Linked DNA regions of Homo sapiens: region 1 is linked to region 2. A link is an interaction called in ENCODE POLR2A ChIA-PET data of the cell type or tissue named here. Cell type or tissue: K562. All regions are shown on one strand. Links, peaks and the distances in the headings refer to the core of each region. The heading gives the core; the rest is flanking DNA. Region 1 overlaps POU2F1 (POU class 2 homeobox 1). Region 2 has its middle 8.1 kb from the start of CD247.

Evidence for each region. Peaks named below come from ENCODE experiments on the same cell type or tissue, not always from the same donor. Only the 100,000 strongest peaks of a DNase experiment are listed, where the experiment ranks them.
Region 1: POLR2A ChIA-PET joins it to region 2 with 5 read pairs; 3 of 35 experiments call an interaction of 5 or more read pairs at or near these places.

Annotation. Positions count from the first base shown.
Region 1 is chr1:167,370,233-167,375,615 of GRCh38, forward strand. POU2F1 (POU class 2 homeobox 1) reads left to right here. Exons shown (of 16, transcript NM_002697.4): 5 at 1,685-1,804; 6 at 3,876-4,064. Among named protein-coding and RNA genes, the nearest start is that of CD247, 150 kb to the right of the region's middle. In K562, for the core only: no CTCF peak of the experiment used is centred there; no DNase peak of the experiment used is centred there.
Region 2 is chr1:167,523,983-167,529,365 of GRCh38, forward strand. It overlaps the pseudogene AKR1D1P1. Among named protein-coding and RNA genes, the nearest start is that of CD247, 8.1 kb to the left of the region's middle. In K562, for the core only: no CTCF peak of the experiment used is centred there; DNase peaks (open chromatin) are centred at 879 and 2,909.

The DNA.
Region 1 (5,383 bases), core at 129-5,128, 150 kb before region 2:
TTATGGGTCAATCTTTTATTTATTTTTTCTTATATTTTTCTGTAGTGAGCATATATTTTATAATAGGAAATGCTTAGAAGTATTACCTTTTCAAAATTAGTGAATCTCGTGAAGATTCAAATAATGATAATTATTACCATTAATGAAAATCAGTTTTATATTATGCTACTGTGCATGAACCAAAAATGGACAGGAAAAGTCTACTTTCAAAGTTGTATGTGTAAGTTCAGTAAAAATGTTTCTAAGTTATACTGCTATAACACATACCTAAACACACAGCCTGAAAGTTCTCTTAAATGCCAGTTTGTTTCCAAAAGACTTGTTATTTATCATTTTTGATGTCTTAGGGAGACCTTATAGGGAAGAGGAAAGAACACTGGACTGAGACACAAGGGTCTTAGGTTTGCATTCTCATTCTGCCACTGACTAGCTGTGTGACCTTTGGCAAGTCACATAACCTCCTTGGGTTCAGTTTTTCTCATCTGTACTTAAGTGGGGACATTTATAAGATTGCCAGGGTTCCTCTCCATCCTAAAATGTTAGGCTTCTAATAATTGTAATTAAACCTGTTTGTAGATGTTGGTGGATAGACAATCAAAATCTTAAAACTTAAATCTGGCCACTTTCCTTCTTTGAACCATATGGCACAACATGCAAAGTTCAAGTGTTAGACATTGCCCTCTTAATATTTCTATCAACCTGCTGGTTCCTTTCATTATAGTGTTTAGGTAACTAGCAGTCAAGAGGGAAAGACAGTATTATGGAAGATTGATTTCAGTGTTGCTAATGACTAAAGACCTTGGGTTGAGCATTTCATGAAACCCAGTTGAATATGGACCTAGTAACACGTAGGAACAAGGAGAGAAAAGAAAAAGAGATAATGTGACCTTACTTTCTGAGGGAGAGGAGGCGGAAAATTGCCTTGGTTGCCATGGTAAACTTTCATCCCTTAGAGAGATGTTGGCAAACAGGCTGTATCTCCAGTGCAGAATGTTTACAGTCCTGCACTGTAATTATCTCTCAATGACTGGCAGAATTAATCAGAGCATTTATGTTAATTAGCCTTGCTGCAGTCCCCAAAACAGGTGGTGAGAAATATGCAAATCTATGCAGAATTTTAATGCTTTGCATAACCAGTTTTAATTACCGTAAAATTTTCTCTTCGTGCCCCTCTCTCTTGACTGCAGCATTTTCTCTCTGAGCTTGTGTGTTAGTTGATGGGAGTTGCTAGATTTACCGTTCTGTAAAATATTAGGTGGAAAGTTCTGTGGATCAAGTGATCATTCTCTGAGATGGTATATGGAGAAGTTTCAGACTGACCACCAGGTGTATGTTAAAATATTGGTTTGGAAGGTCTAATGTAGAGGTGAATTGAAAATATATTCTTCCCTTTACCCCCTATTTCTAGAGTTGAGGAATTGGGGGCTATGAAAAAAATCTATAAATTTGTGGGGGATGACTTTATTTTTAAAAATTGTAATAGCAGCTTTGCTGGCATTAGAATTAACAAGTTTAAAAACTTGGTATGTGAAACTAGGAAAATACAAATAAAAGAAAGGAGGTAAACCAGAACTCATGACTGAATAAGCTCATGTTTTAAATGATTCCTAAAAGATGGGGTTTTAAGTACATTTCTTTTAATCAACCATTTGCAATCTTTTATTTCCTACCCACCCCACCTCAGTCTAAATCTAATGAAGAATCGGGGGATTCGCAGCAGCCAAGCCAGCCTTCCCAGCAGCCTTCAGTGCAGGCAGCCATTCCCCAGACCCAGCTTATGCTAGCTGGAGGACAGATAACTGGGGTAAGTGTTCACTGAGAGAATTATAACAAACTTTTTCTGTGTCAGAACTGCCATTGGCCAATAGCTGATTAGAATTGTTCACCATAGCTGGTAGTAACATGGCTATGCCTGGCACTATTGTGTCTTTAAGGAACTTCCTACACTGTAGGTAGTAAGTTGCTCTGAAAAAGGAATTATCTTTGTCGTAAGTTTTCAGGATATCTTTTATTAGAATTGTGGATGCTCTGGATAAATTAAAAACCTTATTAAACCCCTGTTTCAGGTGTTGCTTCATCATGCAATGGAGTAATTATCATATGGTTGAGATCATTACACTGAAAATGGCAGTTATCCATTTGGCATTAAGACATCACTGCAGGGTAGAAGTTAAAGAATGGATTAGTACCTGCAAAAGAAAAACATTTTTCTTTAAGTTACTGTGTAATGATCTAAAATAAAGCATGTGGCTTCATATCCTAGCTCTGCAACTTACCGTATGGCCTAATTACTTCATTTCCCTCTACCTGTTTTCCTTCTGTTAAATGGAGATACTAATAATACCTATCTCACATTACTGTTGTAAAGATTGGAGATAATACATGTAAAACTTATAGAACGGTGCTTGGCATGTAGCATTCAACAAATATTGTTTATTTTTGTACTTGATCTTAGCCAAAAGGCTGAGACGTTCTGTCATTTATTTTTTATGGTTAATAAATTGGCCTGTTTGGCTATATTAAGCTTTTAAGTTTTCAGCTGTCTTTTCTCTAAGGCACCATTCAAAATATTTTTCCAATGTTGAAAATTTGTGTATTAAATTATCTTTGTGGGGGTTGGTTTAGGGCAATGGTAAGGAATAGTTTTTATTCAATTCACATCACATTAACTCCCAAGAATTTCCTAGGGTTTTTTGTTTTCTTTCTTTCTTTCTTTCTTTTTTTCCCAGTTAAGTGTGTTTTGTCAGTGGACAACTGTTTTAAGAACTGTTGCAAAATTGTTCACAAAATCCCATGAGTAGAGATGTATGTATATATATATTATGTAAAAATTAAAAATATATCTATACTTTATATACACACATATCCCTTGAAGGGTATTGAGTTTTTGAATGGTTTGGTTTTGAGCCTTATGTTTCTAATGCACAAATTGTGTTTGATTCTTTTAGAGGAGGTTGTGGCACTAAGTGACTGTACATATACTTCAGAAAATTATGGTTCCATCTTGTTTGATCAATCAGAACTTGTCACCAAAAGAAAAGTAGAACACATTTACTACTTTAAGTGTGTTTGAAATAAGTTGCATTATGAAAACAACTTTAAATATGCTCTAAATACATTTCCTACTTTACTATTTGGGTCTTGTTTTTGGTGACTAGTGTCTACAATAGTAAGAGGGAGTTGGGATTCTAGGTTCCTTTGGCTGGAGCTTCTGTTAAACCTGGGCATTAGGGTTCATTTGCATGTAAAGAGAACGGCTATCACCACCTGTTTCATAGAGATAATGTGTTGGAAAGGAGATGTAAAGTTGCAGAGACTCAGTGCTTTCAATAACAGAAAAGATTGTGTTAGGGAGGGGCCTGTAGGGAGACTTGGAAAAGAAACAAATGGAGCTCATATTCTTTAGTCATATCTTTGGACTTAATGGAAATGATGGAATATGGCAGGGATTCATGCTAATGGGAAGCAGCTGGGCCTTATCAGTTCTTTCCTTGGTTATATCCAGCATCCTTGTTCCTCATTCATCTGACTAATCACTTGCTGTTTGGTTGTGTGTAAATGTATTTTCATATCTTGTCAGTGGTGATTCTTTTTTTTTTTTCTTGCTTACTAGTTAATTACTTTTTTGCCCAAACCCTAGGGCCCTGGACAAGCTTGAATGATTAAGTCCATAGTGGGGACCACCATTTTAATTTAAATGTTCTGCTAGTAATGGTAGTTTGATCACTGATGAACATTTTAGCTGTCTGCTAAGCAAGTGAAGTTGGGTAGCTGGGGACTGATATCATTTGAGTTACCTATTTTAAAGCAGTTGGCTTGCATTAGGAGACTTTCTCCTTCAACACTTTCCCATAATGTGTTCTGGTTTTGTTTAGCTTACTTTGACGCCTGCCCAGCAACAGTTACTACTCCAGCAGGCACAGGCACAGGCACAGCTGCTGGCTGCTGCAGTGCAGCAGCACTCCGCCAGCCAGCAGCACAGTGCTGCTGGAGCCACCATCTCCGCCTCTGCTGCCACGCCCATGACGCAGATCCCCCTGTCTCAGCCCATACAGATCGCACAGGTGAGTGAGGAACTCCAATAGCTGGGGCAGCAAGTGAGGAATAAAGTGGCAGGTTTTATTTAATGTTAGATTAACTTTTTGATTGTTAGTGTGGGGCCTTAACTGCCTGAGGAGCTCTAGATCAGTGAGGTAAGCGGTACCCTTCCTTACCACTGAATTAGAAATAATGTTTGTTTGCTTATTGTAGTTGATATTGTAAACATATAGCTGATTATTTGAATAACTGACTTTATATTAAGTGACAATTCTTGAATAATTAGCTGGCATATTTTTGAAGCAGGGGATTACTGTATTTATTTTAATTAGCTAATTACAGCAGACATGGATTTTTTTTCATGTGCTCTGCGGTGAATGTTGCCACCCATGTGTGAGACAGTGAGTCATCTCTGCTATGGAGTGATTAACATTATTGCATTAGAATGTTGTTTGGTTTCAATTTTCACATTTTAGGGCAAAGTATCTAGAGATAATAAAAATTTATTTAAGAAGCGCCAGGCGCGGTGGCTCACGCCTGTAATCCCAGCACTTTGGGAGGCCGAGGCGGGCGGATCACTAGGTCAGGAGTTCGAGACCATACTGGCTAACACGGTGAAACCCCATCTCTACTAAAAATACAAAAAATTAGCCAGGTGTGGTGGCAGGTGCCTGTAATCCCAGCTACGCGGGAGGTTGAGGCAGGAGAATAGCGTGAACCCAGGAGGTGGAGCTTGCAGTGAGCCGAGATCGCGCCACTAAAAAAAAAAAAAATTAAGAAGCATACACAATAGTACCAAGGAGGAAAATAAATAAAATCTTTAATCTCAAGAAGAGGAAAAAGGTATAAGTAGATATATCAGTAAAATATATGAAGAGTTATTATGAGTCTAATTGTTAGACAGCTGTCTTTATCCGTCTCAGAAAAGACTCAGAAATGGACTTAACTTGTAGCAAGAGTTTGACTAACCATTTAAAAAGAACTAATTAACTGTAAGAGTAGAGAATAAATATCAGACTAGTCTTTATACAATCTTTATCAAGATAATGTTTTGATTTTGGCCACTTTCTCATCACCAAATAAATGTTTTTAGTGCCTAAGCTGTGAGACCCTATATTAACATTAGTCTAAATAAGATAACGTTCATGAAAACACTTTGAAAATTATAAAACAGTAGGCCAATGTAAGGTGCTATTGTTGTTAGGGATTAAATTTTTATATGGATAGCTATTTTTGGTTTTAAAAAATTGAATACTTTAGAACATGTGGAAAAGGGCAAAAAAATTGAATACTGATTTTTCAGTTGAGTTAGATAAGCTGTTGTCAAATGTCATAAGTCATTATA
Region 2 (5,383 bases), core at 234-5,233:
TATATCCATTCAATGAAATAATACTGAACAATAAAAAGAAATAAACTGCTAGTGCACACAACATGGCTGAATCTCAAAATCAATATACTGAGTGAAAGAGGCCAGGCAAAAAGAGTACATATTGAAAGATTCTACTTACAGGAAATTCTACAAAATCTGAATTAATCTGTTGTAACAGATTTCAAACCACAAACTAAGAAAGGTACTTGCAGCACTGTGACAAAGGGCTTAGTTCCTTAATACATAAAGAGCACCTAAACATTATTCAGTTTTAGCAAATAATTTTCAAGTGTCCACCAGGTGCCAAGCATGGTACTATACACTGAAGATATAACTGGGAGTTAAATAGACAAAATCCTTGCCCTCGTGAAATGTTCAAGCTGACGGGAGTCTAAAACAACGTTAAAAAAATGAGAAAAGGACTTGAACAGAGAGTTCATGGGAAAAAAAAGTAACACATAGCTGTCAAATGAATGAAAGATTACCAAAATCACTCATAGTAGGAAAAAATCGAAATTAAAATTACAATGAATACATATCAGATTGCTATCAGCTTCTCCACTGGGTTCCGTCTTCCTTTGCTTCCCAAGGAAATTGCCCCAGATATTCTCTTTTTTCTCTCCTGCATGTCAGTATTTTCCTCTAAATTGGATCATTCCTATCTGTATACAAGCATGTTATTTCTCTCATCTTAAAAAACTCAAAGACTTATATAGCATTTGCACATTGGAACTTGCCATATTTCTTATCGCTTTGGGAATCCAGTCTCCACACTAAGAAGCCTGTATTAACCCGCTGGAGACACGTGGCACAGCTGACAGCCAGCGCTGACTTCCAGACAAGTAAGGCTCTCTTACATCATCCAGACCCAGCTGAACCAACAGAGGACTGCAGCCACGTGGGTGACACCAGATGAGACCGGACAAAGCACTGCCTGAGTCCAGCCTAAGTTGCTGGCCGACAGAATCATGAACTAAAACGGTTGTCGTTCTAAGCCACTGAGTTTGGGAGGATTGTGACATACCAAATGATAACAAAATACTCAATATCCCCATATCAATCTCAGGAATTGCCCTAATTGGCCCACCTTGGGCCATATGCCCACTTTTTGGATAAACCAGTGCTTCCAGGGGGTCAAGACGAGATTGGAGCTGGAAAACTCTGGTTTACAGCCTTAGCAGAATCATTCGTAATAGAAGAAATGAGGGGAAAGGATTCTGGGCATATATAGAACAATGACTGTCCACGACAGCCAGCCTTGCCCTGGTGTGTGCAGTGGGATGGGGTTGGCAACTAGAACGAGGCTCACGCTTTGCAGAGGGGCACACAGGCAAGGCCCAGAGCTGGAGCTGAGAGGAAGCTGGATAGAACATGATGACCTGCAGCTGTGAGTTTCTCATGGTGGAAGCTCTGGCTCTTCCTCATGATTGAATCCCTGCTTCCTGATATATTTTGGTGGGTGGGTAGATGGATAGATGGATAGATGCATGCATGCATGGTTGGATGGATGGATGGTTGGGCGACTCAGTGAGTGAGTGGCTAGATGGATGAATGAGTAGGAGGGTGGCTGGTAACATTCAGGATGGCAGGAAGTCCAATACTATGTAGGAGGATGCCCCAACTTCCTCTCAGGAAGAGCACAGTAAGGGAAACCCAGAAGCTGGTGAATGGAGATTTTAGCTGGAAAAGTTGTCATTGTCATTACAGAGAAGGGCCCCTGCCATTGAGGGGCTGACTGGAAAATTGGGTAGCGTAAAGAAAATGTAAAGACAAGGTATGGGGGAAGGGACTGGGGCTCAGGACTGGGACTGAACTGATGGAAGCCAAATGGCTACAGCTACAAGCAGGAACAATTTAAAGTGTAGGGCCAAGCAGAATATAAGCAGCCATGTGGTAAGAGGAAGATGCTGGTGCTAAATAAATTCTCATAATTCTCCAAATAAGTAATGCTGGTGAAGTAATTATTTTAACTTGTCCAGCATCTTTCCCCTCCCTTTTTTGGAAGCAACCTCGTTTCCCTTGGAGGGGAGCGCATATTCCCTCAACGGAGTGGGATGTATGCCGCTGGCTGGCTCCCGGTGTGGGCATGGACCCTGTGACAGCCAATCAGGCATCATATCCTTCTGTCTACAAAGACCGGCTCAGGGAGGGCCCATGAGAGCCATTTTCAAGATTCTTGCTGGAACTCCAGGGAAAGGGGCACCATTTTCCCGTAGAGAATGGTGACCGTGGGGTAGTGCAGCCTGCAGCAGTGGAGGCCGTCTATTTCCCACCGGGAGAGAGCCTGACGGGATGAGGCCAACAAGAGGGAAGCAGAGCCCAGAGACAGGAAGAGAAGGATGGTTCCCATTTTGCCCCCTTGTCAGTCACAGGAGCCAATAAATACCCCTTTTTGCTCTTTGGGTCGATTCATCAGAATTTAGTGGGAAAGCTTTGTCTGCACCTAGAGGAGAGGTTGTTCTGAGGCGCCAACGTGCTTCAGGTGAGCTGGGTCTCTTCCCACAACCACTTGCTCCCAAGGGGCCCTCCCAGGATTCAGATTTCCCTGGGGTTCTTTCTCTACAACAGCTCCTTCTAGGCAACAGGGACTCGGCACTGAGCCTCGCAATTCCCTGGCTCCTGATCATCAGAGAAAACAGCACAAAAAAGAGGATTGGTCTCTGTCCCTTGGGGTGTCCAGAGACAGCCTCTCCCAAGACCCCTGTGAGGGGAAGCACTTCCCTAGCCCTTGAGACCCCAGCATGTTGACCCAGGCCCTGTGCCTCCCTTCAGCTGACTGGTCCAGGGCTGGCAAGCAGCTGGAGGCCCACACAGGCTATTCCCTCACAAAGTGCATTTCTGCTGGCAGGATCCCAGCCAAACACCTCGGTGGAGCCTTGTCTCTTCAGCCTCAACCCGAGGTTTCCCCAGTCATAGCCTGTGTATGAGCCCCTCCTTTTGTGACCGCAAGCCTTGGCTCACAGGAATCCTTTTGCCTGAAGGCCCTTCTCTCCTTTCCCCAACCCAGGAGCTTGGTCTCGGACAAGGTGTAAATATCCCTTCACTGTGAAGCCTGGCTCACACCTACTAAACCTATTAGCTATGTCCATCGCATATTGTTTAGTGCTGTGTTAAAAAACACTTGTCACTTTTTGCCTTGGTTATTTGTTTACACAGATGTTCACACAATGATAATCCAAGCTCTTCAAGAGCATGGACGGAGTTTTATTCATTTTGTAATCTTTAGTGTCCAGTACATAGTTGGTATTTAATTTGAGAGAGAGAGAGAGAGAAAGAAAGAGAGAGAGAGAGAGACCAGACCATTCCTGACCCGAAAACCAGATGGGGTAGAGAGCAGCAGGAAACAAAATTTAAATGCTCTCTGGGAAGTTCAGTCCCCGGGGTTAGAGACCATGTCTTAGGCAATTTGAATGGCCAGAACTGAATGCAGTGCCTGGAACATAAAAGGTGCTCCGTTAAAATTTACTGAAGGAATGAGGGGGCATGACCCCAACTACTGTTATCGAGAGGGGAATGAGGGGAATGGGTTTGCAGAAAGGGCCAAGCATCCCTTTAGTGACAATCCCAGGTAGAATCTGCCTTCTAAGATGCTACATTTGGGCCAAGCATGGCCCCCTCCCACCACCACCTGCACACAGATCCACATCTTATGGCTCTGATGGACTCCTTGGGCTCCATGACTCTTTCATGTCTGACCAAAGCTGGAGGAGAGGGCAGAGCCTAAAGAGCCTAAAGGAGCCCCCACCGGCTGGGAGTAGAGGCTGAGGAAACTGACATATCAGTAACTGCTGGTCCTTTTTTTTTTTTTTTTTTTTTTTTTTTTTGAGACAGGGTCTTACTCTGTCACCCCAGGCTGGAGTGCAGTGGCATGATCACAGCTCACTGCAGCCTCGACCTCCTGGGCTCAAACGATCCTTCCACCTCAGCTTCCTGAGTAGCTAGGATCACAGGTGTGTACTGCAACACCCAGCTAACTTTTTCTGCTGTATTTTTTGTAAAGACATGGTTTCACCATGTTGCCTGGGCTGGTCTTGAACTCTTGAGCTCCAGTGATCGACCTGCCTCAGCCTTCCAAAGCGCTGGGATTACAGGTGTGAGCCACCACGCCCAGCACCAGTCTTTATCTGAGCTGAATTTGGCTGACTTTGAGTGTGGCCCAGGATATGACTGCATATAGAATGTAATTTCAGTGGATTTCTGATCCCTAAAACACACCCTCTCCACTCACCTACTAATATCCACCCAAAAATACATGCTTAGAGAGTCACTCTTTTGGCTAAAATTATAATAATGGTGTGTGGGAGCTGGCTGATATCAGCACATGAGAGCCAACTGTTAAATTTTCAGGAATTTTCCCAGTTGGTTGTTAAATCATTGGTAACTTGAAATTGGCTGTGGTGGGGGCAGACATTATACATGAAAGTTCATTCTGTATGCCCCAGCACACCACTGACTAAACACTTTTCTTCCATTCAGAAGCAAATGCCCTTGAGAGATATATAAAGCCTTATCAGTTATTTATACCTTTGTGTTAAATACTGAGTCACAGACCATTGTCCCAGTTAGATGGGGACTGGAAATCATTAATCTAACCTTTATTTAGTAAATGAGAGAATTGAGACCCAGAAAGGTAACATGACTTACTGAAGATATAGAATTAGCTAGTTTCAGAGTCCAGACTGCAACTGAAGTGCTCTGATTCTCAGTAAACGGGATGCCATAATAGACATTATATGCTTATATTTACACCCAGCATCCCTTCCTCCCCCCAACCCCCATATTAACCCTGGCCAGACCATGCAGTACAAGTGGAGCTAACCCCTAGCCTGTCTGCGCTCAGGGATGGTCACATGACTAAACCTGCTCCATTAGAGTATTCTGTCTTCCTCGCCATTGTAACTGATTAGGGGAAGAACATATTAATGCAGGGATGTTTTTGTAGGCCTGGCATCAAGACCCCCATCTTCTAGCAATAGTATCAATTTTGCTTTGAAGAGTCAACTATTCTCCACGATTATAATCTCTTTTTTTTTTTTTTTAATGGAATCTCTCTCTGTCGCCCAGGCTGGAGTGCAGTGGTGCAATCTCGGCTCACTGCAATCTCCACCTCCCAGGTTCAAGCAATTCTCTGCCTCAGCCTCCTGAGTAGCTGGGATTACAGGTGCCTGCCACCACTCCCAGCTAATTTTTATATTTTTAGTAGAGACGGGGTTTCATCATATTGGTCAGGCTGGTCTCGAACTCCTGACTTCAGGTGATCTGCCTGCCTTGGCCTCCCAAAGTGCTGGGATTACAGGCGTGAGCCACCGTGCCGGCCGATTATAATCGCTTGATGAGGCTATCAGGTAATGTCAATCAGCTGCTTTCTCCCCGGACTTTAAAT